2 separate regions of the Homo sapiens genome follow, and region 1 is linked to region 2. Evidence: chromatin loops called from intact Hi-C (ENCODE). Cell type or tissue: PC-9. All regions are shown on one strand. Each heading gives the region's core, and the rest is flanking DNA. Links, peaks and the distances in the headings are about the cores only.

What was found. Hi-C counts contacts between places; a loop is a spot of excess contacts. Peaks named below come from ENCODE experiments on the same cell type or tissue, not always from the same donor. Only the 100,000 strongest peaks of a DNase experiment are listed, where the experiment ranks them.
Region 1: a loop joins it to region 2, with 3 times the contacts of the local background. A loop is called at or near these places in 7 of 110 quality-filtered maps.

Annotation. Positions count from the first base shown.
Region 1 is chr2:222,833,771-222,849,131 of GRCh38, forward strand. No RefSeq gene overlaps it. Among named protein-coding and RNA genes, the nearest start is that of ACSL3, 20 kb to the right of the region's middle. In PC-9, for the core only: no CTCF peak of the experiment used is centred there; DNase peaks (open chromatin) are centred at 4,121, 8,951 and 10,781; H3K4me3 peaks cover 2,485 bases; H3K27ac peaks cover 5,453 bases.
Region 2 is chr2:222,780,982-222,796,342 of GRCh38, forward strand. No RefSeq gene overlaps it. Among named protein-coding and RNA genes, the nearest start is that of ACSL3, 72 kb to the right of the region's middle. RefSeq lists enhancers at 13,582-14,504, 14,505-15,361. In PC-9, for the core only: a CTCF peak has its summit at 6,692; DNase peaks (open chromatin) are centred at 6,970 and 7,380; H3K4me3 peaks cover 836 bases; H3K27ac peaks cover 2,793 bases.

The DNA.
Region 1 (15,361 bases), core at 4,060-12,059, 54 kb after region 2:
AAGCAAAACAATCAATTATCTTTATGTATTGAGGAAGCAGTAAACCAGAAAGATGACAACCTTAGAGCCAGAACTCAGCCTTTCTTGACAAGTCATTGTGGATCAATCTGGGGACATTGTATATTAATTAGCAGCATTGGGCCGGCTCAACGAGTCACCCAGCCAGAGACCAGCTTCCAGCCCCTTTTGACCCAGATAGGCACACAGGGCTTTATTATTTTAAAGGTATTTTTTTAAACCAGATAATCATGCTTGGTTTATGTGGTGCAGGCACTTTAAAATCATACCTAAACATTACAAAACCAAATACAGATGGTCTTTGGACTGTTGATTAGATTTGAGTATTCGAATGTTTTTCTTGCTTTGTCAGTGATAACTAGAAGCTGATTAAACCACGAGATATCACTTCACTAGGATATCTATACTAAAAACATTGAAAAATAGCAAGTATTGGTGAGAATGTGGAGAAACTGGAACCCTCGTACATTGTTGGTGGAAAGGTAAGTGGTACAGTGCTGTGGAACACAGGTTGGTGTTCCTCAAAATGTTTAACATATAATTACCATATGACCTACCTAGCATTTCTACTCCTATGTATGTGCCCCAAAGAAATGAAACCAGGTGGGGTGCAGTGGTTCACACCTGTAATCCCAGCACTTTGGGAGGCTGAGGCAGGAGGATCGCTTGAGCCCAGGAGTTCAAGACCAGCCTGGGTAACATGACAAAACCCCATTTCTTACAAAAATACAAAAATTAGCCGGGCGTAGGGGTGCGTGCCTGTAGTCCCAGCTACTTGGTAGGATGAGGTGGGAGGATTGCTTGAGCCTGGGGGGTTGAGACTACAGTGAGCTCAGTCAGCTGTGATCACACCATGGCACTCCAGCCTGGGTGACAGAGTGAGACCCTGTCTCAAAAAGAAAAAAATGAAATGAAACCAGAGACTAATGAGGATACTCATGTGCCAATGTTCATTGCAGCATCATTCACAACAGCCAAAAGATGGAAATAATCCAAGTGCCCATCAACAAATCAATGGGTAACCAAAATGTGGTATATGCATGCAAAGGCATATTATTCAGCTACAGGAAAAGGAATGACGTTTTGATATGCACTACAACGTGGATAAACCTTGAAAGCATTATGCTAAATGAAATAAACCAGATACAAATGGACAGATACGCATGCTTTCACGTATATAAAATATTTAGAATAGGCAAATTAATAAGAGACCGAAAGCATATTAGAAGTTACCAGGGGCTGGGGTTAGAAGTGAATGGGAGTTAAGTGTTTAATGGGTACAGAGTTTCTTTTGTGGTGATGGAAAAGTTTTGAAAACAGATAGTTGTAATATTAATAGTTGTACAACGTTGCGTGTAATTAACGCCAATGATTGTATACTTTAAAAAAATAACAAATATACATTTTACCATAATAAAATTAAAAAAAGGCTGATTACATAATCATTTTGTTCTTTTCAAAGTGAAACCAGAGGCTTTCCAAACTGCTCACAATGATTATCTCATTTCATCTTCACACGTGTCACGAGGTAAGGATTATTGTCTCCACGTGACAACTAAGAAAACTAAGGTTCAGTGAAGGGCTCATGGCCAAGTAGCTACTCACTGAGCTGGGATTGTGCTTGAGTCTACCTTTCTCTAACACTAAGTGGTCAATACATGGATTTCTCTGTCTATGATCTTCCGAGACAGCCCAGACGTATATGTGTGTATCCATTCCTTCTTTACAGCAGCAGATCCAGGTTAGTGGGGAGGAAGAATACTCTGGGCTCCATAAGGAGAATTTCCTGATTCTGAGGGGAAATTGAACAGAGTTTTCTCAAGGAGTCCAGGTGATTCTTTATAAATATAAGGTTTGCCTTGAAAGTGCCACTGTAATGCCTCATGTATTTTATGACCTCAGTTATCTGGAAGACAGCCAAGGATCCAGCACGAGCAAAAATCACCTGCTGACAACATAGGAGAGCTGAAAATAATAAAGTTATGCAAAGGTATCAAGGTTAGCTATTCCGTTGGGGGCTGCAGTCTCTGCATACTTTTACAACGCCTTTTCTCATTGCCATTCCCTGTCTGCAGCTTTAGTAGAGAGAAGCTGGAGCAGAGAAAGGAGGTAGCTTTTCTTTTTTTTTTTTTTGAGACAGAAAAAAAAAGGGTCTGACTTTGTTGCCCAGGCTGGGAGTGCAGTGGCACGATCTTGCCTCACTGCAACCTCTGCCTCCCAGGTTCAAGTGATTCTTCTGCCTCAGCCTACCGAGTAGCTTGGATTACAGACACATGTCACCACACCCAGTTAATTTTTGTATTTTTAGTAGAGCCGGCATTTCACCATGTTGGCCAGAGTGGCCCTGAACTGGGCTCAAGCGATCTGCCCACCTCAGCTTCCCAAAGTGCTGGAGTTACAGGTGTGAGTTACCTTGCCTGACTGGAGGCAGTTTTTCAAGAGAATTGCAAGTGACTGTAAAGAAGTGAATCTGGCCAGGTACAGTAGCTCATGTCTATAATCCCCACATTTTGGAAGGCCAAAGCAGAAGAATTGCTTGAGCTCAGGAGTTCAAGACTGGCCTGGGAAACAGTGAGACCCTTCCTCTACAAAAAATAAAAGATAAAAAATTAGCCAGGTACAGTGGCTTATGCCTGTAATCCTAGCACTTTGGGAGGTCATGGTGGGAGGACTGCTTGAGCTCAGTAGTTCAAGACCAGGTGGGCAACGTAACATAAAAAAAAATAACAATAAAAAAAATAAAACGTGGGCATGGTGGCGCATGCCTGTGGTCCCAGCTACTAAGTCTAAGGTAGGAGGATCATGAGCCCAAAATGTCGGGGCTTCAGTGAGCCATGATAGAGCCATTGTGCTCCAGCTTGAGCAACAGAGCACGACACTGTTTTAAAAAAAAATTAGCCAGGCACAGTGGCTCATGAGGCTGAGTCAGGAGGATTGCTTGAGTCCTGGAGATTGAGGCTGCAGTAAGCTATAATTGTGCCTTTGTACTTAGCCTGGGCAACAGAGTAAGACTCTCTTCTAGAAAAATAATAATTATAATTTTTTTTTCAAGAAGGCTGGATGCAATGGCTCATGCCTGTAATCCCAGCACTTTGGGTGGCCTAGGTGGGTGGATCATTTGAGGTCAGGAATTCGAGACCAGCCTGGCCAACACTGTGAAACTGTCTCTGCTAAAAATACAAAAATTAGCTGGGCGTGGTGGCATGCACCTGTAATCCCTGCTACTTGGGAGGCTGAGGCAGGAGAATCACTTGAATCCAGGAGATGGAGGCTGCAGTGAGCCGAGAATGTGCCATTGCACTCCAGCCTGGGCAACAGAGTGAGATTCCATCTCAAAATAAATAAACAAATAAATATAAAATAAAATAAAGAAAGAAGAAGAGAATCTGTCCTGCCTGGTGAGGTGGACATCCTCTTTGCACTCTTCCATGTCCGGTTCCTTCGTTTTTGTCTCCTTTCTGACTTCTCTTTATTCACTGGATTTTTAAATGTTGGTGATGCCCAGGGTTCTGTCCTTCCAACTTCTCTTCATATTGTACGTTCTCCCTTGACTGATCCCATCCGCAAACATGGCTTCAGCTACATTGGCTTGAGGACATCTACATCTCTAGCCTGGCGGCTCCACTGAATTTAGATTCATCTATCCATCACAAATTTCCAACCGGATGCACCCAACCGTAGTCATCATCTTTTTCCAAAACCTGAGTTTCTGTTTGAATAAAAACACCAACCAGCCAGTCACCCAAGCCAGAAACCTGGGAACCGCTCCCAGAATCCCCGCTTTTCTCTTCTCTTTTCTTTTCCTGCACTCTACTTCCTTTTCCTGTCCTGTCAATAGTATCTCCTGTACGTTGCTAATTCAGTCCCTCTTCTCCACCCTCACTGTGCTTTAGTTAATTCCTTTTTATCAAAACTTACCCAGACCACTACAGGAGACTGTGTTTCTCTCCCTATCTCCAGTCTTAGTCTTCTGCAATTTTTTTTCTCTAAGGAATGCTTAAACAAACAAACGAGATTACATTTGGTCATACTTTTCTTCTACCTAAAAGTGACTAATGCTCAAGGTAAATTTCACAAGATAAATTTCAAACATCCAGGCTTGACATGGCTGACAAGTTTATTCATGTTCTTCATCACATGTTCTCGGGCCACTTTCCTACACACAACTTGAGCTGTAGTCATCCTGGCCGACTCGTAATTCTAAAAATATGCCATTGCCCATCTTGCCTATGTGCTTCTACACAAATTGTTCTCTCTACTTGGAATGTCTACCCACTCCCTTGTCCTCTACCTCTCTGCCCAACTTTTATGCATCCTCAGGGACTTAGCTCAAACATCATTTCTTAGAGGTATGTTCTGACAACTGAGCTGATCTGGAAGCTTGTTCTTTGTAACTCTCCCAATTATTAGCCTGTGCAGAACTCTACTCCTTATCACATGGATTTTCTTGTATGGTGCCTTCATTAGGCTAATTATTATAGATGAGAACTGCATCAAGCACATGTCTGATACATAGGAGAGAATGAATGACATGTTGAATCAATGCTTCCTGCTTAGAAAATTATTCCATCTCGGCCGGGCGCGGTGGCTCATGCCTGTAATCCTAGCACTTTGGGAGGCTGAGGTGTGTGGATCACCTGAGGTCGGGAGTTCGAGACCAGCCTGGCCAATATGGAGAAACCCCCTCTCTACTAAAAATACAAAAAATTAGCCAGGCTTGGTGGCGCATGCCTGTAATCCCAGCTACTTGAGAGGCTGAGGCAGGAGAATTGCTTGAACCCGGGAGGCGGAGGTTGTGGTGAGCCAAGATCGTGCCATTGCACTCCAACCTGGGCAACAAGAGCGAAACTCCATCTCAAAATAAAACAAAACAAAATAAAATAAAATAATTCCATCTCAGTCCAAATCACAAGGAGTTGATAGACAACCCCTCCCAGCAACAACAGTAATGTCCTAAGGGCTCCTTAAGATGCCAGGGTTGAAGAGAAAAGACAAATAGATTGAGACTGAAAGTCAGAGCTTGTTAGACAGACATTGGAGACATCAAAAGGGCATTAATGACAATGAGCCTGGATTATTCAGTGCGACCACTCATCCCGGAAGCTGGTGGACATCCCTTGCTTTTGCCTCCCAGTGATACTTCGCCTTTCTTTTAGTAATGGTAGCTTAGTATGTCTTAGAGATACCAACCCAATCCCTGTGGTTCAGGTGGGGCTGATTCCAGGCTTTCACTCCATTGATAAGTACAGGTCCTAGGTCTGTCAAATCATAACATTCCATTCCCTTTGCCTCAGCAGTTGGTTCAGTGATAGGCACATAACACAAGCCAGACCAATGATACTAAACACCAAGACATTCTCTGGAGCTATCTAGAAAGAGTTTCTTTTTCCAGTGGGGTTTTTGGTGGAAATATAAGGTGGAATTATAAGCCTGCGGTGACTAGTTACCATTTTTGCCTACATCTGGAAGAAGAGTTGAGAATGAGGCCTATGTAAAAGAAAGAGGTCCTGAGAGGCAGGAAAATACATTGCTGCTGGTAATGTTTTGAGTATCTAATCCAACTTTGCATAACACCAAGCCTGTTTGTTTTGATTTTCTAGTTACATGATAAAATAAACCCCTCCACCCCCCCTTTTTTTTTTTGAAGCAGAGTCTTGCTCTGTCACTCAGGCTGGAGTGCAATGGTGCGCTCTCAGCTCACTGCAACCTCTGTCTCCCAGGTTCAAGCAATTCTCCTCGCTCAGCCTCCCAAGTAGCTGGGATTACAGGTGCCCACCATCACGCACAGCTAATTTTTTGTATTTTTAGTAGAGACAGGGTTTGCCATGTTGGCCAGGCTGCTCTCGAACTCCTGACCTCAGGTGATCCACCCACCTTGGCCTCCTAACGTGTTGGGATTACAGGGATGAGCCACCGCTCCCGGACAAATTCCCCTTTTTGAATACGGAAATTCAATTTGGATCTCTGTTGCTTGCAACCTAAAGAGTGTTTATTAATATAGAAATCAGAATAGCCAACACATCTATAGAAAAAATGTGAATACAGATGTTCTGTGATCATGTGACATGGATGTGCTTCCTTCCATCCAAATCATCTCACCCAGTGACTCTCTGGGCATGTAGTACAGTAAGGGAGTGGTAGTCTCAAACTACTTCAACTGTGGTCCACTTACATGGAGCATACCTACTCCCCATTCCATTCACATATTAAAAAAAAAAAAGGGGTTTCCAAATTTATTTTGTTTTACATATTTAATTACTAAGCAAAACATGAATACATTCTTGTTTGAAACATTATAGATAAAGGAGAAAGTCCCCTGACTTTTACTTGACCATTCCCTTCCAGAGGTCACTCTGCATCCAGCTAGTATCCTTTAAAACCCTGTAACTCAGTGAAGGAGCATATAGGCATGTAGAGGTTTGTGTCACACGGTGGCTGTGCAGGTGACAGTGAGTGTGATTATGTAGGTTCTGCCCACATATACAGCAAGAGTAAAGTTGAATTAAAATGTCCCAGCCACAAAAAACACTTCCTGTCTTACTCCATCATCCAACCCCAGAGATACCTGAAACCGAACTCTCTTTTAAATCCCTTCTATGTATTCAGAAATCCTCTCTAAAAGGCTGCTATTTAAAACTTTCTTGGGAAGGGGAGGATAAGCTAAATATAATTTTTCTCATATTTTCTTTCACTCATTCAAAATAATATATAGGTAATATATGAACATGTGCTTAATTTAAAAGATTACAAAAGACAGAAATACATGGAACAAAAGGTAATCTTTCTTTCTTTCTCTTCCTTTCTTCCTTTCTTTCCTTCTTTCCTTCCTTGCTTTCCTTTCTTTCCTTCTTTCCTTCCTCTCTTCCTCTCTTTCTTTCTCTCTTTCTTTCTCTCTTTCTCTTTCTTTCTTTCTCTCTCTCTCTCTCTCTTTCTTTCTCTTTTATATTTTACTTTAAGTTCTGGGATACATGTGCAGAATGTGCAGTTTTGTTACATAAGTATACATGTGCCACGGTGGTTTGTTGCACCTATCAACTCCTCAACTAGGTTTTAAGCCTCGTATGCATTAGGTATTTGTTATATGGCATACTTTTCTAGTCCTTTTTCTATTATGTTGGTGTAAAAGTAATTGCAGTTTGCACCAACCTAATATGTACTTTTATTTTATATATGTAATGCAGCAATATATTTTAGAAACTTTTTCAAGTCCATGTCATAAGATTAAAAGATTAAGCTGTGAAAAACAGCGAATATGCCATTTGGTAATGACGTACAGGATGGGCAAGTTTTGAAGGGCGGGAAGGGTTTAGGAATGGTTGTACCCAAGCCTAAATAGGGAAGGCTGGGCTGGGTCGGGTGGTGTGTTGAACATTCATATGGGTGGAGGCACTCAGTGGGGCCGTGTCAAAAGCAAAATTCACTGACTTTCCAATTTTTCCAGACCTGCTTGTCAAATCCTGAGCCTGGGAGGATGGCTGTGTTAGTGGCAGTAATGGAGCTCTAATGGTTTGTATTCTTACTTGCTATTAAAATTCAGGGTTTTTTTTCTTTCTTTCTTTCTTTTTTTACCACAATGCTTATTGTTCCTTTTTTTCAGATAAATCAAGGTAAATACCTTTTTCCTTCCTATGTGGTAATTTTGTAAACTGAATCTTTGAAGAATTGTTCTTGTTTTGAGTTCTCTTCTTTTTAATCTGGTAGAAATTTCCTCTTCCTTGTGCTCCACTTCCTTCTTAACTTCTTCCTCTTCCTCCTTTTTTTTTTTTCTTTTTCTTTTCTTTTTTTTTTTTTTTTTTGTTTTTTTGAGACGGAATTTCACTCTGTCACCCAGGCTGGAGTAAATGGCACCATCTCGGCTCACCACAACCTCCACCTCCCAGGTTCAAGCAATCCTCCTGCCTCAGCCTTCCGAGTAGCTGGGATTACAGGCATGCGCCACCACGCCTGGCTAATTTTTGTATTTTTGTAGAGACAAGGTTTCACCATGTTGGCCAGGCTGGTCTCGAGCTCCTGAACTCAAGTGATCCGCCTGCCTCAGCCTCCCGAAGTGCTGGGATTACAGGCATAAGCCACCGTACCTGGCCCTAATTTAGGCTCAGTCTCATGATTACTTATCTAACATGCCAACTGTTTTACGCTGAGGTTCACAGAATGTTGAATACACTTCCAAGAGACTGGAGTATATGGGCTTTGGTGTGATATAAAATATACCACCAGATGGCTGGGCACAAGACTTTGCCTTAGGAAAAAAAAAATAATATATATATATATATATATATATATATATATATATATCACCAGGATGACTGACCATACTGCCCTTTTTTCTGGAAAGTAATGTAGTGCCAGGGAGAAAGTGATGGGCTATAGAAAGTTAGACAGGCCTGGGTGTACATCCAGGTTATACCACTCACTAGTTTCATGATCTCAAGAAGGTGCCTCACAGGTCTCAGTGTTTTCTTCTATAAAACAGGGAAATGCCTGCTGGGGTAGTTGTCAGATTAAAAAAAAATTATACATATAACACTGATTCAATAAATGAGTACTTCTACTAATTCCAGGAGATAAAACAGAAAGACAATAAAGGAGTACTATTTTCCCATCTTAGCATTTTGATTTTGAGAATAGTCTGTGGAAATTTTATACTACCCATCAAGTCAGCCAAGGCAGAAAAGAAGAGAGAAATTCAGTCAGATTATCTGTCTGAAAGAAAACACTGCTTTATGTTTCTCTTTTGCTGTATTCACTCAGAAACCTGAGCTTGCATGACCTAGTGCAGGAAGAAAAGGAAGCTCTAGAAATATGATTCCTGCTTTACAGAGACAGGATGATAGAATATCTGCAAAACACATACAGGAACTAGCATAATGTCTTGCTAAATGTTTGTTCAGTAAAGACATTAACCCCAATTTCACAATAGTAACGAGCTACCTTTCTAAGAGTCAATGAATTTCCTTTTAACATTCTTTCATTTTCCTGTTTGTATATATCAGGAAGTTTGAGTTATGAATGACCTCAAACTAGCTTAAGTAAATGCAAGCACACACATACCTTTCCACAGAGTATACTGAATCATGTTACGGGAAAGAATACGGGTAGGTGTTGACCTCAAGAAGTACTAGATTTGGGGATCCACATACCCATCTCTTTGCTGGGCTCCACTCTCTGCTTATTGGCCAGATGGCTTCTGAGAGAGAGTAGATATGAATTCAGCAAACTTGAAGCTTGGATATTCCAAATCAGTCTCTCAGGATACAGATGTAAAATGCCAGGGATGAACTCTAATTGGTCTTCCCTAGACCATCTGACCACCCTTTGAACCAATACCTGTGGTAAGGGGAGAGGGGATGTTTTGATTGGTGGGTTGGTTTCTGTACCCACTTCTGTGGCTAATGTGGATGAGGTTTGATGTCCTGCAGTTCCAACAGAAACATACAGAATTGGGAGGGGCTATTTTCCAAAGGTAAGAGATAGCTTTTAATATAAAAAGTAGGAGGGGGTTGCAGGGCAGACAATACAACCAGAGGTCCATGCTGGAGATAATCTTTTATAAATGATCGAATAGCTAGAATTTGTTGTGATTATATAGATTAGAGTTTTGAAATTTTATGTATCACGTTCTTTATTCCCTAGGAGAGTGTGTTTGTCACATCATTACTCCTGATAAATGTGTCCTAACGTATTGAGGGAAATTATTATTTTTTAGAGTTGCTTTAATAGTGGTAATAGGGAGGGCTATGATGAGGTATCTCACCAAAACCAAAAAATTCTTACTAATTGTTAATTTGGTGGTTTTCTTTCTGTACTTGCTAAAAGTAGCTGATTCAGAAGTGGATAGATGAGAATTTGCAATTTTGTAGTTAAAATGAATGTGTGATGAATTACTTTGATTTTCTTGAATTAATCCTACTGATATAAAATGAGGCTGGGAAGCATGTGACTTTGTTGCATACGCATTGTCATCACTCAGTTTAGTTCCATGAGAGGATGGGAGTAGGGAAGGTTGTCTTTAAGGTTAGGTGACACTTTGGAATAAACCTGGTTCTTTTGTTTTTTTTTTTTTTTTTTTTTTTTGTGAGACAGAGTCTCACTCTGTCGCCCAGGCTGGAGTGCAGTGGTGTGATCTCGGCTCACTGTAACCTCTGCCTTCCTGGCTCAAACCGTTCTCCTGCCTCAGCCTCCCTAGTAGCTGGGATTATAGGCATGCACCACCATGCCCGGCTAATTTTTGTATTTTTAGTAGAGACGGGGTTTCACCATGTTGGCCAGGCTGGTCTCGAACTCCTGACCTCAAGTGATCTACCCACTGTGGCCTCTAAACTTGGTTCTTTAAAACAGCAAAACAGCCATATATATATATATATATATATATATATATATAGTTGTTGTTGTTGTTGTTTGGTTTTTTTTTTTGTTTTTTTTTTGTTTTTTTTTTTGCTTAGCCCAGATGCTCAGGGGCTGGCAGGAGCTCCTGCTTTTTGGATGAGTAGTAAACAACTAGTATAAACATCAAGTCTGTCTTCCCACGGCTCTTCCCCCAGCCTTTTCTCCATCTATGTGCAGAAAGCTCCACAAGGTCCCTGTTCGGCATGCCAAGGCACTAGAAATCAGAGCTCCTGTATCTGTTCTCTGGGCCTGTCGTTTTCTTCTCTCTGTGCCTGGCTCTAAAGTAAGCGGCAAATATATCCACATTTGGTGGTAAAAGGAACTGACAATAATGTTGAGTCAGTGCTTCTCAAACCTTAACGTGCGCATGAGTCATTTGGCTAAACTCTTGTGAAAATGCAGATTCTGATTCAGTAGATCTGGGCATAGCTCCGTAGATCTGGGCTTGAGACTCTGCTTTTCTAGCAACTCCTAAGTATGGCTACTGCTGCTCCTGGTCCATGAACACATCTTAAGTAACAAAGCAGTAAAGTCACAGGGTTTCCCAAATTTTAAGTAAAGCTGTTTTGTACCTAGGTGAGGTAAATAGGTACTCTCGTTTGACTTTTAGTTAATCCTTTGATACTTCCACAATTTATGCAAGTTTGAGAAATATGCTCTTAAGCAAAGTATGATGACATAATGAATACAAGATTGTTGTGGTTTAAAGATTACATAGAAAATATATAAAACAGATAAAATATACAACATATAAAATGTTTTTATATTTGTGTGTGGGTTCTAGAAATGTTCCCCAAGATCATTAGAGATGCAATAAAAACAAGAATAAATTACTAGCAAGATGCATACTAATAACCTTTACAAGGAGTTTATTTTTAAAACATTGGTTGTGATGGCATGGTCTTGCTTCATTAAAAATTTCTAGACTGGAAACTGTCCTTATAATGGTAAGAAAAATATAAATGACAAAAAGCTTTTCTTTTCTTTTGAGACGGAGTCTCGCTCTGTTGCCCAGGCTGGAGTGCAGTGGTGCCATCTCAGCTCACTGCAACCTCTGCCTCCCGGGTTCAAGTGATTCTCCTGCTTCAGCCTCCCAAGTAACTGGGATTGCAGGCACACACCACCAAACCCGGCTAATTTTCATATTTTTAGTAGAGACAGGGTTTCACCATATTGGCCAGGCTGGTCTCAAACTCCTGACCTCAAGTGATCTGCCTGCCTCGGCCTCCCAAAGTGCTAGGATTACAGGTGTGAGCCACCACACCTGGCTAATAAAGCTTTTCGATAGGCAAGATCTGAAAAAGCAAAAAGAGAAAAATTAAAATGACTTATCTGCTTTGTCAGCACCTTTGCTGACAAATATTTTAAACATCCTTCCCCTCAAATATACTAATTCAACAAACACACACTGGGTGCCTGTTACACATCAGGCACGGTGCTAGGTGCTGGGATACAGTGGTGAGTGAAACAGACATACTTTCTTGTTTTCATGCATCTTATAGTCCAGAACTGACCTGATCAATACAGTAGCCCCTAGCCATATGTGGTGATTGAGCACTTGAAAGGTGGCTAGTCCAAATTGAGATGTGTTGTAAATATAAAATAAACATGAGATTTAAAGGACTATCCCCCAAAACCTCACTAATAAGTTTTTATATTGATTACAAGTTGAAATGATAATATTTTGGACATCTTGAGTTGCACAAAATATATTACTAAAATTAATATCACTTGTTTTCTTTTCTGTCTTTTTCTTTTTTTTTTTTTTTAGAGGCGGGGGTCTCCCTATGTTGCCGAGGCTGGTCTTGAACTCCTGGGCTCAAGCAATCCACCTACTTTGGCCTCCCAAAGTGCTCAGATTGCAGCATCATGCCCAACCCTTTTTACTTGTTAATGTGCTGTCAGAACATTTTAAATTACATACTTATCTCCTATTCCGTCTCCAGTGAATGGTGCAGGTCTACAGCAGTTGGCTAGCGATTCTCAAACTTTCTTGTGTCTCTAAATCAACCCGAAAATCTTGTGAAAATGCAGATCTGGGTCACATAGGCCTGGGTGGGGCCTGAGATTCTGCAGTTTTAATATGCTTCCAGATGATGCTGATGCTAATTCTGCTGTTCCATGCAGCACACTTTGACTACCAAGGAACTAGAAGATTTATGAAGATTAAACGTGGATTGAAATATGTGATTAAGGGCTAGGCATGGTGGCTCACCCCTGTAATCCCACCACTTTGGGAGGTTGAGGCACGTGGATCACTTGAAGCCAGGAGTTTGAGACGAGCCTGGCCAACATGGCAAAACCCCATCTCTACTAAAAATGCAAAAATTAGCTGCCCATGGTGGTGCATGCCTGTAATCCCAGCTACTTGGGAGGCTGAGGCACAGGGAGAATTGCTTGAACCTGGGAGGCAGAGGTTGCAGTGAGCCGAGATGGTACCACTGTACTCTAGCTTGGGTGATAGAGTGAGACCCTGTATCAAAACAAACAAACAAACAAACAGAAAACTATCCCTCTGAAATATTAATAAGAAAAAACATATAGGAATAAACTCATTGTAGAAAGAATAACAAACTGAAAATATCGCAGAAGAAATCACTGAAGTATATGTAGCATGAGGATAGTTTTTCAGTTAAACTTTTAAGAAACAGTTTGATGTCTTGTGAGATATTTAAATGTTTAGCCAACATTGGTGTATGTACCCCTCTGAACATGTGCGTGTATGCACAGTTTTCATAGTTGAATTCAACAACTGTGTATTGGGAGAGACATTGTACCAATCACCACATTGGATGGATCTTAGGGATAAAGAAATGAAAGTGATGTGCTCCTTGTTCTCAAACAGCTTATCATTGTGTTACAGAAGGAAATAAACACAACGGACAGTAATACAGCACAAGAAGTACTAAGCTCAGGGTGGTGCCATCTGATATTTTGTTCCACTTCACCTTTCTACTGATAACTGTATTTTTCCTGTGGCGAATTCACACCTGCCTCCCCAGCTACATTCCCTCTCTGTTTTGGGGTGTGCATGGCTGAACTCCACCCTCCCTAGAATCCAGTGGTGGAGCAAGTGAGTTAGGCTGAGACAGACAGAAAGATTGAGTGACGGCCGGGCGTGGTGGCTTATGCCTGTAATCCCAGCACTTTGGGAGGCCAAGGCAGGTGGATCACGAGGTCAGGAGATCGAGACCATCTTGGCCAACATGGTGAAATCCTGTCTCTAGTAAAATAAAATAAAAAAAATAGCTGGCCATGGTGGTGCGTGTCTATAGTCCCAGCTACTTGGGAGGCTGAGGTAGGGGAATCGCTTGAACCTGGGAAGGGGAGGTTGCAGTGAGCTGAGATTGTGCCACTGCACTCCAGCCTGGTGACAAAGTGAGACTCCATCTCAAAGAGAAAAAAAAAAAAAAAAAAAGATTGAGTGAGGAGGGACACATAATCTCTCAAAAGAAATAAGATTTCTGGGAAGAGACTCTGAATTTCCAGTGAGATAGGAGTCTGAAGGGGCTTCTAGCCATCTTTCTGACATGGGGACCTCAGGCTGGAGCAAACACCAACACCAAGGAAACCGATCTGTGGAACAGACAGACAAAGCTGTTCTTTCTGATTCTTTTTTTTTTTTTGAGACAGAGTTTTGCCCTTGTTGCCCAAGCTGGAATACAATGGCACAATCTTGGCTCACTGCAACCTCTGCCTCCTGGGTTCAAGTGATTCTCCTGCCTCAGCCTCCCGAGTAGCTGGTTTCATGCGCGTCCGTGTGAAAAGACCACCCAACAGGCTTTGTGTGAGCAACATGGCTGTTTATTTCACCTGGGTGCAGGCGGGCTGAGTCCGAAAAGAGAGTCAGCAAAGGCTGGTGGATTATCATCAGTTCTTACAGGTTTTGGGATAGGCGGTGAAGTTAAGAGCAATGTTTTGCGGGCAGGGCTGGATCTCACAAAGTACATGCTCAAGGGTGGGGAGAATTACAAAGAACCTTCTTAAGGGTGAAGGAGATTACAAAGTACCTTCTTAAGGGTGGGGGAGTTTACAGAGTACATTGATCAGTTAGGGTGGGGCAGGAACAAATCACAATTGTGGAATGTCATCAGGTAAGGCTATTTTTACTTCTTTTGTGGATCTTCAGTTACTTCAGGCCATCTGGATGTATATGTGCAAGTCACAGGGGATGCGATGGCTTGGCTTGGGCTCAGAGGCCTGACAGCTGGGATTACAGGAATGCGCCACCACGCCCGGCTAATTTTTTGTATTCTTATTAGAAACGGGGTTTCACCATGTTAGCCATGGCTGGTCTCGAACTCCTGACCTCAAGTGATCCACCCACCTCAGCCTCCCAAAGTGCTGGGATTACAGGCATGAGCCACCGTGCCCGGTCTGTCTTTCTGATATTTTTGAGCCCAGTCTCGAGTGTTCCCTGAAGGCAGATATACTCCAGGGCTGTTTAATTTTGTAAGCCAATAAATTCCATTTGCTCAAGCAAGTCTAATTTACATTTTCTGTTCCTTGTAACCTAAGGAGACCTAACTGATAACATGTTACCTAAACAACAGATAACTGATAACATAGCTAATAACTGAGAACATGATACCTAACCAATAGATAACTGATAACATAGCTAATAACTGAGAACACAATACCTAACCAATAGCATAAACAAAACAGAGAGAATGGGAGGAGTAATTTTGCATGGGAGCCTCACAGACCGCTTGATATTTGAGTTCAATGCCTAATGGACCTGTAGATGATGAGACTGTATTCCTTGTTACATTTATGGATTCTGCAAATAGGGCAGGATTCCTAAAAATGTCAGGCCCGGTCCACAGGATACAACAATATGTTCCTAATCTCTGGCAGAGGCTCTCGAAAGCTGGAGGAATCTTGTTCGCACTATAAATATCAGCCACTTCCTCATTGGAGCTTAAATGTCACCTCTCTGATTTGCCTTCACTGACCT
Region 2 (15,361 bases), core at 3,136-11,135:
GGGGAGCCTCAGAAAACTAACAATCATGGTGGAAGCCAAAGGAGAAGCAGGCACCTCTTCACAAGATGGCAAGAAAGAGAAGAGAGAGAGCAACAGAGGCACTGCCAAACACTATAAAACCATCAGATCTCATGAGAACTCCCTCATTATCAAGAAAACAACATGGGGGAAACTGCCACCATGATCCAATCACCTCCCATCAGATCCCCCACTTGACACATGGGAGTTACAATTCAAGATGAGATTTGGGTGGGGACACAGAACCAAACCATACCAGTGATATTATTACTGGATACCCATTATAACTCTTTATAATTCTTTATTTTTCTTTATAACTCGTTTTGAAATAAGTTATCTTTTCCTGAAATATGACTTTGGGACCTGGATCTACTCTGGGCTGGGTGCTTCACATATATGACTTAAATTGTTGAAGTAGTTATCAATAACCTTTTCTGAAGATGGGGAAATAATTTCTAAAATGTTAACTTGCTTAAGATCATAGGACTGATAAATAATGAAGTTAGTTATGTGAACTAACAGTCCTCTTAAAATAAAGTCCATCTTTCAAATCTGCAATTTCATTATTAAAGGCACTAATTATAAGCATTAACTTACACTAAGAAACAATCACAAGATCAATCAATGCCCAAGGTGAGAAAGAGAACAGGCTGCTTTGAAAAAATAAGATGGTAATGTCCAAAACCTTTTCTTTAACTTTTCAAAGAATAGTTATAAATAAGTGTATAAATATTTAATCAAGAAAGATTTAGGTTCAAATCTAGTGAGACCTCCTACATGTCAGATCTTATAGTAGGCACTTTCATAGATAATAACTGTTCAGTACTCATACCAGCAAAAAAATCTATTAATATGTATTAAGATTATAAAGTATTCATATTAGGCCAGGTGCCGTGCCTCGTGCCTGTAATCCCAGCACTTTGGGAGGCCTAGGCGGGCGGATCACTTGAGATCAGGAGTTTGAGACCAGCCTGGACAACGTGGTGAAACCCCCCCTCCCTACTAAAAGTACAAAAATTAGCTGGCAGTGTGCGCTTGTAATCCCAGCTACTCGGGAGGCTGAGGCAGGAGAACTGCTTGAACCCAGGAGGTAGAGGCTGCAGTGAGCCAACATTGTGCCACTGCACTCCAGCCTGGGTGGCGGAATGAGACTCTATCTCAAAATAAATAAATAAATAATAAAGTATTCATATTAAAACAACACAAACATACCTTACTGACAAGCAGGGATACCTTGGAATTCTCCACCCTCCCTCATGTAGTCCTAGAGATGGATTTGATAAAATGTTTAAAATGTTCTGTGATGGACTTCTTTTTATACTTTAGTATCTTGAGAACTCAGTGTTTCTCAAGATTTGACTTACTGTACAAGATTGTACATGGTGTACCATGCATACTATACTTTGTGAGTCATTTAAGGGATTTTCAAAAATTATTTTAATTACACATAATTTTTGCCTTTGTGCACACCGCTGGTTTAATGCGCAATTTCATAACAATTGCTGTGATTCAGCTCCGAATTTTGCTCTGGATTTTCAGTATCCAGTATTAGAAGGACAACATAATCATAAAAAGTTCTGGACTAGCATATGTAAAGGTTAATTTTGAAGAACTCAGAAGGGGAACTGGTGCTCTTAGAAGCTAGTGTGGACTCACTGGGGAAAAAACGTCCTCTACATAAACTTTACTAGTTTGATTAGGAGACGGCTTCTTTTGATCGAATTTTTGCAAAGCAGTTGAAAGAGGATCTCACAACATTCTTAGGACAAAAGTTGAAGTGTGAGCTGAATAATCACAATGTGAATTTATTATATGTTGAAGCCCCCTAACTAAAGTGGACACTGGGGACAGGTTGAAAGACTCTATCCTGACCTCCTTAGAATTATGAAGAGCATAAATTTGTCACATTTGCAGATAATGTCCATCTGGGAGGAATAGCATGCCCTGGATAATATAATTGAAATCTGAAAATAACTCAATGAATTAGAAATACAAGTCAAATCTAACACCGTAAAATATACTAATGGTGAATATAAATTTTGTTCTAAGGTCTTCAGTCCAATTACATAAGTAAAGGAAGATGAAAGGGTGGAAAAGATTCTTGTTCTTTAGTTGGCTCCATCCCAAGCAGGAAGAACATAGAAGGTAATGCAAACTTGAATTACCTTAGAGATAACCCAGACAATGGAAATAATAATCTGACATCTCTGGCTTTTCACAAGCTACCCCTTGACCAGTGGTGTCATCGGGGGCAATGAAGTCTAGTAGAAACATGGATAAACTGGAGCATACTCAAAGGAGAGCATCTAAAACATGAGAACTCTTAAAGTTCTGTCCCATGAGGACTCAACTGGAGATGCTTCATGTGGATGAGAAAAGAGTTAGAGGAGATATGACAGCTGTCTTCAAATACTTGTATGGCTGTCATTAGGAAGAAGTATTCAAATCCATTGGTGTAGCTCCCACAGGGCAGAACCAGCAACCACAGGGGTGAGTTAGAGGAAGGCTGATTTGGATTCAAAATAAAAACATCTTTCTGGACCTGCCAAAAATGGGATAGTCTGTCTCCTTTCCATGAAGATTTTCAAGCAAGTATGAAAGGTCCCTGATTGAGGAAATCTGGCCATCACTCACAGTGTCTACTCAATATCCATCCTCTACTTTCCTTCTTTCCAACTATATCTAATTTTACTTGAGGGTGAACAGACAACCCAGTTCTAACCTTTGATCTTAGATCTTAGATCTTAGAGGAATTCCCCGCTGGGGCATTTGGATAAGCTTTTGATTTCCTGATAAGAAGGGACAGGTATAGCTGGTGGCCACCCTCTCCCTTATTCTGCCTGGAATGCAGATGGGATGCTAAGAGTTACAGAAGCCATCTTAAAACCACAAGTAAAAACCAAGAAAATCAAGGAGAAATAGCTCTGATATCACTGAGCTGCTAAACCAAAGCCAGCAAGTGCTTACCTACAGACACCTTGCTGTGTTAGAAAAATACATTTTTGTTTGTTTAAGCTACTGCAGTCAGATATTCTGTTATTTGGGCCGGGCATGGTGGTTCACACCTGTAATCCTAGCACTTTGGGAGGCCGAGGTGGACAGATCACTTGAGGCCAAGAGTTCAAGACCAGCCTGGACAACATGGTGAAAATCTGTCTCTACTAAAAATACAAAAATTAGCTAGGTGTGGTGGTGCATGCCTGTAATCCCAGCTACGCAGGTGGCTGAGGCATAAGAATCACTTGAACCTGGGAGGCAGAGGTTGCAGTGAGCTAAGATTGTACCACTACATTCCAGCCTGGGCAATAGAACAAGACTCTGTCTCAAAAAAACAAAAAAAAAAAGATATTCTGTTATTTGCAGCTAAATGCATTCCTAACGTATCCAGGAAAAGTGGAATACAAAGAGCAATGGCAGCAGATTACATTCACTCCAGAGTCCTTCCAACCTTGAGATTCTTTTAGTCCACAATCTAAGTTAATGTTCTTAAACTGTTCTACATTTATCCCATAAGTATCCTTCTAAGTACTTACTGTATAGATGGTAGTATACTAAGAGTACTGAACACTCCCTTATATGTGTATAGTATCAAAGCCTCTTGCTTTTCGTTGAGAGTCAACAGTATACTGGAATCAATCCCATATTGATGTCATTGTAAGGAAAGATGATTTTACTTTGGAATGAGTTCTGCATAGCAATTCTAATACAATTTTGTAGTTGATGACCATTGTTTCAGACCTAGATCCATTTGTTCAAAGAGCTTATGTCCTTCAGCCCAGGGCCTATGAAGAGGATTTTGGGGATTTCCAATCGGTCAAGATCTAGGTCAACATTTAGGTCAACATCTCCCCTTCCCTCTAACACACACACAGTGTAAGAGAGATAATGATACTCTGAAACTACTTGGGAGAGTGTCCTGGGGAAGCAGAGTGTGTCCCCAAGCCAGGGGAAAACCTGTGGTCATATCCCTGCTTTTGAACATGGAGAAGAGTGTCAGGAGAAGTCTCAACCCCAGCACTTTGGATGGAGGCCTCCACTGAATAGCTTCCTCTGACACTGGCATCTCCTTTCTGTGCAATTATCCTAGCACAATCCTTGTTGGCTGAAGGTCTGGAGCCCTCAGATTGAGGGTCGGTGTCCTGCACACCAACATAACCTCAGAGACAAGGTGGACAGTGGCCTAGGAGCAAAGGTTTGCCACAGCACCTCTGCAAGATGGTAAGGTAGTCAAGCAGGGATGCCAGGGTCAGCTGTAGAACCAGAAGGGAGCCCAGTCTAGTAGAATGGAGACAGAGCTCAAGCCAACTCTGACCACAAGTGGAGGTGGACCCCATCCTGGTACCTTGGTAGTGTCCAAAGGCAACAACACCAACAGAACATGGGTGAGTGGAGGTGTCAGTTATCCTGAGGACGCCATCCTGATTTGCCAAGAGCCATGGTTTCCCAGGCAATTTAGAGGAGGGTTAGAAACCACATCCCCCTAGGAGATGGGAGAAAACCTCTGGAAACATAGCTGGGAAGTCCAGTTCACATTCCAGAAGCTTTTATTGTAGGCTTGAGCTGAATAAAGCTTCCATTGGACCAAGGTCCGAGATTTCTCAGCAACAGCAGAGGCAGGTGTGGCCTCAGAAATTAGGACATTGCACATCAGGCCATTTAATAAATATTTTTCAAACTGTGAACTGCAACCCATTAATGAGTCATGAAATCAACATAGTGGGTCTGTAACAGCATTTTTTAAAAATGAGAAAGATAGTAAAATAAAATAGGTTAGAAAGAAAAAATCAGAGTGCATTCCCTGTAGTAGAGGTAATTAATGTAAAACTTCTATTACTGTGTGTATGTATGTGTGTACATGTGTGTGTGTGTATGTGTGTATGTGTGTGTTTTCCAGATTTTTTTTTTTAAATGGAGTCTCACTCCATTGCCCAGACTGGAGTGCAGTGGTGTGATCTCAGCTTACTGCAACATCCACCTCCCGGGCTGAAGCGATTCTCATGCCTCAGCCTCCCAAGTAGCTGGGATTACAGGTGTGCACCACCATGTCGGCTAATTTTTGTATTTTTAGTAGAGACGGGGTTTCACCATGTTGGCCAGGCAGATCTCAAACTCCTGACATCCAGTGATCTGCCAGCCTCAGCCTCCCAAAGTGCTGGGATTACAGGTGTGAGCCACCGCACCCGGCCTGTTCCAGATTTTGATGTAAAATATATTTCTTACTGTGAGTAAGGGTAAAAAATGTTTGAAAGCCATGGATTCTTACTGCTTAGATAAGCACTTAATTTGTATAACATAGTCTTCAGGACATTTTGTACCCTGTTTCATTTTATGACTAAACTAACAGGAAGCAAAGTGATCCAGGGCATTGACTGAAATTAATTAAGCAAATATCTCCTAGTTTGAGGAGGATGACATGTTCTGGTTTTCTGTAGCTCTTTTGGCACATTCAAATATTTCTCCTTTATTCAGGGAGAGGATTGTTTGCTCTTTTGCTGCTCTTAGTTCCTTCTTTCTCATTATTAGCAACGTTATGTTAGTGAAATAATGTCCCGGGACATTGTTTACCTCAATTTTCATAATTTCGGTCATTGGTTCCAACATTCCTCCTTTCCATATGATACCACTTCACATCCACTAGGATGGCTATGATCATAAAGACGTGTTAGCCAGAATGTGGGGAAATTGGAAACCTCATACACTGCTGTTGGGAAAACAAAAATGGTGCAGTCATTACGGAAAATAATCTAGTAGGTCCTCAAAATGTTGAACACGAAGTTACCATATGACCCGGCAATTCCGTTCCTAGGTATATACCCAAGAGAAATGAACACATATGTCTACACGAAACTTGTACACAAATGTTCACAGCAGCATTATTCATAATAGCTCAAGGATGGAAGCAATTCAGATATTTATCAACTGATTTATGGATAGACAATGGTGATATATCCATGCCATGGAATCTTATTCAGCCATAAAATGGAATGAAGTTCTGATACATACTACAACATGAACAAACTTCTAAAACATAATGCTAAGTGAAAGAAGCCAGACACAAAATGTCACAGATTGTAAGATTCCATTTTTATGAGATGCCCAGAATAGGCAAAATCTTTAGAGATAAACAGTAGGTTAGTGGTTGCCAGGGGCTGGGGAGGAGAGAAGGAGAAGGGAGTTGTCTGGAAATGGAGAATGACTGGTAATGGGTTTCTCTGGGGGATGATTAAGATGTCCTAAAATTGATTGTGATGATGGTGGCACAGCTCTGTGAACATACTAAAAACCACAGAATTACACACTTTAAATGGATGAGTTATATGGTATGGCAATTAAAGCTATGGTTTTGAAGGAGCACAGGTAGACAGATGGGCTCTCAAACAAGAGTCAGGACTTTTTGGGATGATAGAAAGTTTCTATATCTTGACTGTGGTGGTGATTAAGAGATGTATCAATTTGTCAAGCCCCACTGCAATGTCTATAAATTAATCCTCAATAAAGTTAATGCTGGGGCTGTGTTTGCCCCAACTTACAAACCTGCAGCTTCAATTCTCCTAGGGGTTCAAGATGCTCCTCATATCATATTCATGGACGTGGGTCACTAGCCCTGTTGCTCCCGAGATTCCCTAAATTCAGCTGAGCTTTCTCTCATCCTCTGAAATGAATCCAGAATGTCTAGAATCCAGACAAGTAGGCCTGGCTGGGGCTGAAAACCTGCTATGAAGCTGGCAGGAGCCCCTTTACCTTCTCATAAGGAAGGACACTGACCCTGTGTGATGTGTATGACATCCTAATGCTCGCTCGGCAGCAAGGCTCAGCCAAGAGGACTCAGAAGTGGGCAGGAGATTCTAGGATTCTTTTTTTTTTTTTTTTTGAGACAGAGTCTCGCTCTGTGGCCCAGGCTGGAGTGCAGTGGCATGATCTCGGCTCACTGCAAGCTCCACCTCCTGGGCCCATTCCATTCTCCTGCCTCAGCCTGCCAAGTAGCTGGGACTACAGGCGCCCGCCACCACGCCCGGCTAATTTTTTGCATTTTTAGTAGAGACGGGGTTTCACTGTGTTAGTCAGGATGGTCTCAACCTCCTGACCTGGTGATCCGCCCGCCTCGGCCTCCCAAAGTGCTGGAATTACAGGCGTGGGCCACTGCGCCCGGCCGTGGGCAGGAGATTCTAACCCATGCTGTCACTAACCTTCGGCCTCAATCAGGTGCCTGATGTCTGACGTGAAACCCCCCTGACTTCCCACCATCCAGCGTCACATTCTTTCCCCACAGGATCACATCCCAGTTATTTAGCCTCAGGCTTCATAGTGTGGCACTCCCTCATGTTCCTTGACTAGATTACTTTGTTCCATTTATTCACATGGGGACCTCAGTAAACAGAGGCGAACTCTGCTTGGGTGACCAAGAATTCCAATTCCTGAGCCTCTAGGAAGCTGCTGGAAGAGAGCCAGAACAGTTGTTTCAAGGCGCTACCAATCGCAGCTGCATCTTCTAAACTCTCCTAAGAAGCAAGAGCTTTGAGTAGCTGGGATTTTTTTTTTCTTTTCTTTTCTTTGTTTTTTTTTTTTTTTTTTTTTTGAGACAGGGTCTCACTCTATTACCCAGGCTGGAGTGCAATGGCACAATCACAGCTCACTGCAGCTTTGATCACCTGGGCTCAAGAGATCCTCCCATATCACCCTCAGCCTCCCAAGTAGCTGGGACCACGGGCAAGAACCACATGCCTGGCTAATTCGTAAAAAAACAAAATGTGTAGAGACAGGATCTCCTTATGTTTCCCAGGCAACATGGTGAGATCTCGAACCCCTGGGCTCAACGGGCTCAAGTGATCCTCCAGCCTTGGCCTCCCAAAGAGTTGGGATTACAGGCGTGAGCCACCATGTTCAGTGGAGTAGCTGTTTTCCATAATAATTATTCATATTTATAGAATGCTGACAAGGTATCTGGGACTTGCAAGCATTATTTTATGTAATCGTCGCAATAATTTTATTGGTATGGTATTATTTTCCCTATGTTACAGATGAAGATTAGGCTTCAAAAGTTTAAGTAACCCGTCAAAGGCCGCATCACTGGAGCATTTTAAAGCAGGGATGCAATTGCAAAAGCACCAGTCAGAGCTCAGAATCCTGTTCCAGTTGGGATATACACATGGACTTCACAAATGAATGTAAGGAAGATACTCTTGTGAAGTATGAATTCATCTCCTAGAAACTTTATTTCCCGTGGGCTTCTCACCCACTGAAACAAGACATTTCAGGACTTTAGGTAAAAGGCAAATATTCAGTAGAGCAACTCAGTTACTTCTCAGATTTGACTCAAATTAAAAAAACTGCATCAAATGCAACAACACCATAGGCTTGACTGTCAGACTCGAGAGAGGGTGTAGGAGTGAGAGCAAGGATTACTAACTTAGTTATTAAAGTTATGTATCAAGAACTAAGCCTGGACAATGGAGTTTCTTTCTTAAAAATAAAAAAGAAGTCCTTTCACTTTTAAAACTTTTAAAAACCAATATGTCATTGTTTTCCACTTTTTATGGCTAGGAGGATATGATGAAGGGAAAGTGAAACCCACATCTGGCAAGTAGAAGAAGAGAGCAAAAGGGAAAGCAGAGAAGTTCAAACAAAGATTTCTACCTGCTTCTGCCTGAGGGCCACTGTGTGTGCATGCGTGTGTGTGTGTGTGTGTGTGTGTGTGTGTGTGTGTATGTGTGTGATGAGTGACAGGAGAAAGAGAGAGAGAAGGACTCAGCTAGATCTGGGGGAACCAGAGCATCTCAGGCCCCCAGGAGAACTGAAGCTGCAGGTCTGTAAGTTGGGACTGTGTAACTCGGCATGAGATGATGGTGGGCAGGTGCCGTGAGAAGCCAGGGGCTAGGTAAGCCTGAAGCAGTGGTCCTTTTCCCCAAAACCTGGCACACACAGGAATGAGACCTCCTCGTATGCTTGGAAGGGAGGTCGTGGCCGTTCTGAGTGTGCAGTGGACCAGCAGGGGCCTGGGTCAGCAGATGGGGATCCCAAGACCAGGGATACCAGCACCACAGGTGCCAGCTAGAGGAACCAGCGGATCTTCCTCAAAGCCATGGGATCAGGAACATCTCAGCTCTCAAGCAGACCAGGAAGGAGACCAGTCCCTCTGTGGAGATCAGTGTGGATCCAGCAGACAAGCATGGGTCATCATTCAACCCACGGTCCTGTAAACCAGCGGTCCCCCAGCTTTTAGGCAACAGGGACTGGTTTCATGGAAAACAATTTTTCCACAGACGGTGGCAGGGGAATGGCTTCAGGATGAAACTTGCTCCAGTTCATCAGGCATTAGACTCTCATAAGGAGCACACAACCTAGATCCCTGATGTGCACAGTTCACAATAGTGTTGGCCTCCTATGAGAATCTAGTGCTGGCACCGATCTGACAGGAGCAGAGCTCAGAAGGTAATGCTCACTTGCCCATCGTTCACCTTCTGCTGTGCAGCCCAGTTCCTAACAGGCCATGGACCAGTCTTGTCCAAGGCCCAGGGGTTGGGGACCCCTGGTATAAACCACATACACCCCAGTAACCCCAGAGGCCATGTTGGAGAGGAGCAGGCAGAAGGAGAAGAGGAAGAGACCTTGAGGGACCCAGCATTTGTCTACAGGAACTGTTTAAATAATAGAATTGGAATAAACTGGTCTGAGTCTTAGCTGTTTCCCCTGCTGTGGCCCAAGCTGTGTCCTCTGAAAAATTCATATGCCAAGCTACCTCAGAAGGTGACTATATTTAGGCCAGGTGCGGTGGCTCCTGCCTGTAATCCCAGCACTTTGGGAGGCCGAGGAGGAAGGATCACCTGAGGTCAGGAGTTTGAGACTAGCCTGGTCAACATGGTGAAACCCCGTCTCTACTAAAAATACAGAAATTAGCCTGGTGTGGTGGTGCAAGTCTGTAATCGCAACTACTCGGGAGGCTGAGGTAGGAGAATCACTTGAACTCAGGAGGCGGAGGCTGCAGTGAGCCGAGATCGTGCCATTGCACTCCAGCCTAGGACACAGAGAAAGGCTCCATCCCAAAAAAAAAAAAAAAAAAAAAAAAAGAATGTGACTATATTTAGAGATAGGGCCTTTAAAGACGTGATTAAGTGAAAATGAGATCTTTAGGGTGGGCTTTTATCCAATCTGACTGGTGTCCTTATGAGAAGAGGAAATTCAGCCACAGAAAGAAATAGCAGGGATGTGTGGATGCAGAGGAGAGATCGTGTGGGGACATAGCGAGAAGGCAGCCACGTGCAAGTCAAGGTGAGAGGCCTCAGGAGAAACCAGACCTGTTGATACATTGACCTTGGGCTTCTAGCATCCAGAACTATGAGAAAATAAAAATCTGTTGTTTAAGACTCCCAGTGTGCGGTACTTCGCTGTGGCAGCCCCAGTGAATAAATACACTCCATCTCCACCTCCAGCTTCCCCCACCTAAGTGTCCCCAGTAGGGTGGGGTCTTGAGGAAAATCAAACCATTTAATAGGAATATAAGGAAGCTATATTTTTTGACCTTGCTCAAATCATTTGGAAAACAAATGTTTTAGAACTTTAAAAGAAAAACTTTACTTAGAAATAATCTACTCTCATTTATCTAGTCATGTGAAGAAGAAAGAAAATGTTTACTTACTACCCCTAGATATATTCAAAAGCAAAAAACCCCAAACTATATTTCTTTAACATTTCTAATCTGATGTTTTCTTAAAGAAGTTAAATTAGCACAATTTATTCGAAACTAATGAAGTTCACCATATTTTAATTTCAAAGTCAGTCTTAGAGAATTCTAGTTTCATCCTATCTTCCATTTCGTAAAATTGAAAGGTCATGTTTTCCCACTAAAAAAAGTGCCCCTGAAATTAACTTCAGAAGTATTTCCTTACAAGTGGTATTTGAAAGTATGTTGCTTTTTTGTTCCTCGTCCATACTTCTATTTTAATATGTTAAATATAAAAACAGAGATGAGGAATTTCCTCATGAATACTTCTACTCAGGGACAGGATTTGAAGGAAATGAGACAAACACAGCCAGCCCTTGGTGGGGGCCGTCCTCTGTCTTTCTTCAGGCCCAAGCCCTTCCTTCCTCATTGTAAGTAGGACACTCGGTGCCTTAGCTGGTTGCCTCATTCAAGCTGAAGTGTACAGAACAAAACCACTGCCACTGACAGGGACACGGAGCCTGGACGCTGTGTGCTCCCAACTGTGTGTCCGTGGAAACATTTGCCAAGTCTTTAACAGTTGCAGCGGATTAAACACAATTTCCTAATGTTCACGGCTTCCTTGGGCATTCATTTAATTCATCACAGGCCCTGTCTGACAAGTATTAGGATCGAGGCCAAACACCATCCTAAGTTAGTCTGAAAAGAGGAGTTTCTAAGCTCTTGCTCCTTCCCCGCAGACTAACCCACTGGCCTCTCACAGCACACCAATCAATAGCTGGAAAGCTGGACCTTGGCTTTGACCGGAAGATTCTTCCGGCTAGTCACAGTCTCTCCTCGCCTTTCCAGTCCAGATCTGTCTGTCTTAGAGCAGAGAATGTGTGGATTCAGCACAAGTCTCCCCAGAGACATGCAAATGCAAAAAAGAAATGAGTATTTCGACAGAACACGTCAAGTCAATGAAGATGGCGTGAGGATGTTTGAAGGATTAGGAGGACAGTGGAGCTTTGTGGGGTCTGGGCAGGACAGCAGGTCATCCATGGTGCAGAGAAGTAACTGTTATTCTCTTCCTTTTAAATCTATTGCTCTTCCAAAAACAAGATTCCCTGTTAGTGGTTAAGAATCCCAAAACGCAAACCCGTGATAAAAATTGCTATGTCACTTTCTGGAAGCCATCATTTTCTCTTTATTTCCAAAATAAAGATGCTCTACCCTCCTCCTCCTCCTTCTTCACTAAAATGTTATGTCTGAGCATGGTCAATCAAAATTCAAGAGGTATAAAAAGAAATACTGTAAACCAGTTTTTTTTTTAAATGAAGAAATATTTCCCTTAAAGCATAAAGTGCAGAAACATTGTAAAAAAAAAATGCCATGTTTATCCTCAATTCTCCCTCTGAAGACAGTTTATTACCAGTTTCTTGTGTTTACTTCCAGAGATATGTTATTGGGTTGTGCAAAAGTAATTGCGGTTTTTGCCATTAAAAGTAATTGCAAAAACCACAATTACTTTTGCACCAACCTAATGTACATAAGTATATTCCGACATGTTATTTTGAGCTCCACAGAAACAAAACAAGATTTGCCACCTGGTGACAGACCATCCTGTTGTTCCCAAGGAGAAAGGTGAGGTCATGATGTGGATTATGTAAGGTCACGAGGCTCCCTCCTAGATATTCTGACCCCTGCAGAATTCTTTATGTGATTGTCCTGCCTTTTATCCATAGGTCAGAAGACACACTCCATCTCTGCTTAAGTGAGGCAGAATAAAATAAAATCTTATTCAGAGTATTTCCAAGTCTAAATTGTGGGGCACAAAAAAGTCTATTATTTTGCCAGCAGCACCTACAAGGTCTTTTGTCTACAAATGTAAATCAATCAGTGTTTTAGTCAGCTTGGGCTGCTATGAGAAAATACCATAGACTGGATGTCTTAAACAACAGATTTATTTTCTCACAGGTCTGGAGGCCAGAAGTTCGAGATCAACGTGCCAGCAGGGCCGGTTTCTGGTGAGGCCTTTCCTCCTGGCTTGCAGACCACCGCCTTCTCATCCTGTCCTCACGTGGACCTGGCATTTCCTGTGTGCATGAGAGGATAGAGATAGAGCTCTCTGGGGTCTCTTCTTGTTTTTTTTTTGAGACGGAGTCTCACTCTGTTGCCCAGGCTGGAGTGCAGTGGCACGATCTTGGCTCACTGCAAGCTCCGCCTCCCAGGTTCACACCATTTTCCTGCCTCAGCCTCCCGAGTAGCTGGGACTACAGGCGCCCGCCACCACGCCTGGCTAATTTTTTGTATTTTTATTACAGACGGGGTTTCACCATGTTAGTCAGGATGGTCTTGATCTCCTGACCTCGTGATCCGCCAGCCTTGGCCTCCCAAAGTGCTGAGATTACAGGCATGAGCCACCATGCCCAGCTGGGGTCTCTTTTTATAAGGACACTAATTCTATCAGATCAGAGCCTGACTCTTGTGACCTCATTTAACCTTAATTACCTCCTTAAGACCCTATCTCCAGATACAGAAGGTCTCCAACTTACAATGGTTTGACTTATGATTTTTTAACCTCATGTGGTGGGAAAGATCCAAATTCAATAGAGACCATACTTCGAGTGCCCATACACCCATTCTGTTTTTCACCTTCAGGACAGTATTTAATACATTGCATGAGATATTCGACACTATTATAAAATAGGCTTTGTGTTAGATGATTCACCCAACAGTAGGATAATGAAAGTATCCTGAGCAGGTTTAAGATTGGTTAGGCTAAGCTATGACGTACAGTAGATTAGGTGTATTAAATGCACTTTTGACTTACATTTTCAACTTACAATGGTTTTATTAGAGCGTAACCACATCTAAAAATTAGGAGCACCTGTATAGTCAAATCAGGGATTAGGGCTTCAACATATGAATTTGACAGGGGGTGGGGGAAGGACACAATTTAGTTCACAACAGTTAGCAACATTGATAACTATTTTAATAAAATAATAACGGCTACTATCTAAGTGTCAGGCAATGTGCAGCATGCTTTATGCATATTACTTAGAGTCCTCAAATGAACTCCACGAAGTGGACATTATTATCACCAGAGTGATTGAAACTAGAAACATTTAACAAGTGGTATGTTTGAGCACTGACTAGTCAGATTGAACACCAGCTATAAACAAGCACGGTGGCTGTTGTTCCAGTGCATGCTGGCCAAAGATGAGCCCCCAAATGATCACGTTTTTCAGGTAAAGAAGGAGAGGATTGGAGAGGAGAAGGGAACTGGACAAGCCCACGCAGCTGGCATATGGTGGAGCAGGGACACGTCTGTCTTACTCAACATTATTTTGCCTCTCTTCTACCTTGCCAGGAGTTATCTGCTGGAGATCCCCATATTTCTCTACTTTGGTGAGTCTTTGAGTGTTTTCCATCATATTCACAACTCAATGACTGTGCCTGCCACGACAGAGGCTGGTTTGGGATCAAGTCAGTTTGGCCACTGTCTCCTCTCTGAACAGACTCAGACTGCGGTAGCAGGGGATCGTCTTTGCTGTCCATGCTGGCTCACGTTTGACACTATTGCAATGTTTCTGCATCTGGGTCTTTGCATTGGACCAAGCTGTCTTTTTCCAGAAGACATATCTGGGTCTTTGGGGTCATTTGCCTTCTTCCCTGAATTTGACCTCTACTGTCAATCTAGATTTGGGTTCATGCTGACTCACCATACCCATTACATGCTGCCTTTGTTCCCTAGCCTGACCTGATCTTGGGCCTCAGGCTACAGCCTGCTTTTCCATTACAAAGTACCCAAACACCAAACACAATGCTGTCTGAGTGCCCCCTTTCCCTGCCAAATTCTTTTTTTGTGCTATTTGGACCTCAGCTGCTGACACTTTCCTCCATAAGCCTTTATTCCCCTCCCCAATGAACTAATGAACTCCGCTTCCTTTTCTAAGTGCTCCTCATTCTTTCTCTTTCTTATGTTTTTTATTTTTGTCTGTTTTTGTTTTTTGAGACAGAGTCTCACTTTTTCACCCAGGCTGGAGTGCAGTGGTGCAATCTCATCTCACTGCAACCTCTGCCTCCCAGGTTCAAGAGATTCTCCTGCCTCAGTCTCCCAAGTAGCTGGGATTACAGGCACACGCCACCACGCCCAGCTAATTTTATTTTTTCTTGCTTCCACATTCCCCCTTTTCTTCTTTTCCTTTTTCTTTTCCCCCTGTTTTAGGATTGCATTAGCACGTATCCAAAGAGCAGCCTTCACTCTTGATATTTGGGGCTTAGGAACATCCCTGTCTCCTGGGCTGTCAGGGGCATAGTATATCTGTGGGACATTCTGTAAACCTGTCAGTCAGTGATACCTACAAGCAACCAGAATTAGGCCATTTTCAAGGCACCTTCATTAAAGATTAAAAGGCAACCTTGCCTGTCCCAAATTTTACCACACTTCCCCCCAAATGTCACCTTGTCCAGAGGGAAAGGGAAATACGTGATTGGAAAATCTGCTATCATATGCAAACTTTACCTGGACATGCCCCACTTCTTCAAATAAAGTTCCACTGTGCAAACTATTCTACGGCCCTATATCCTGCTGTACTCATTGTTACTAGAATAAATATTTGCAGTATAAGCAGAACTTTGTTCTGAGGATAAATCCACAGGATACTTAGCACTCTGACAAATGAAAAGCCAGTTTTTAGCTGC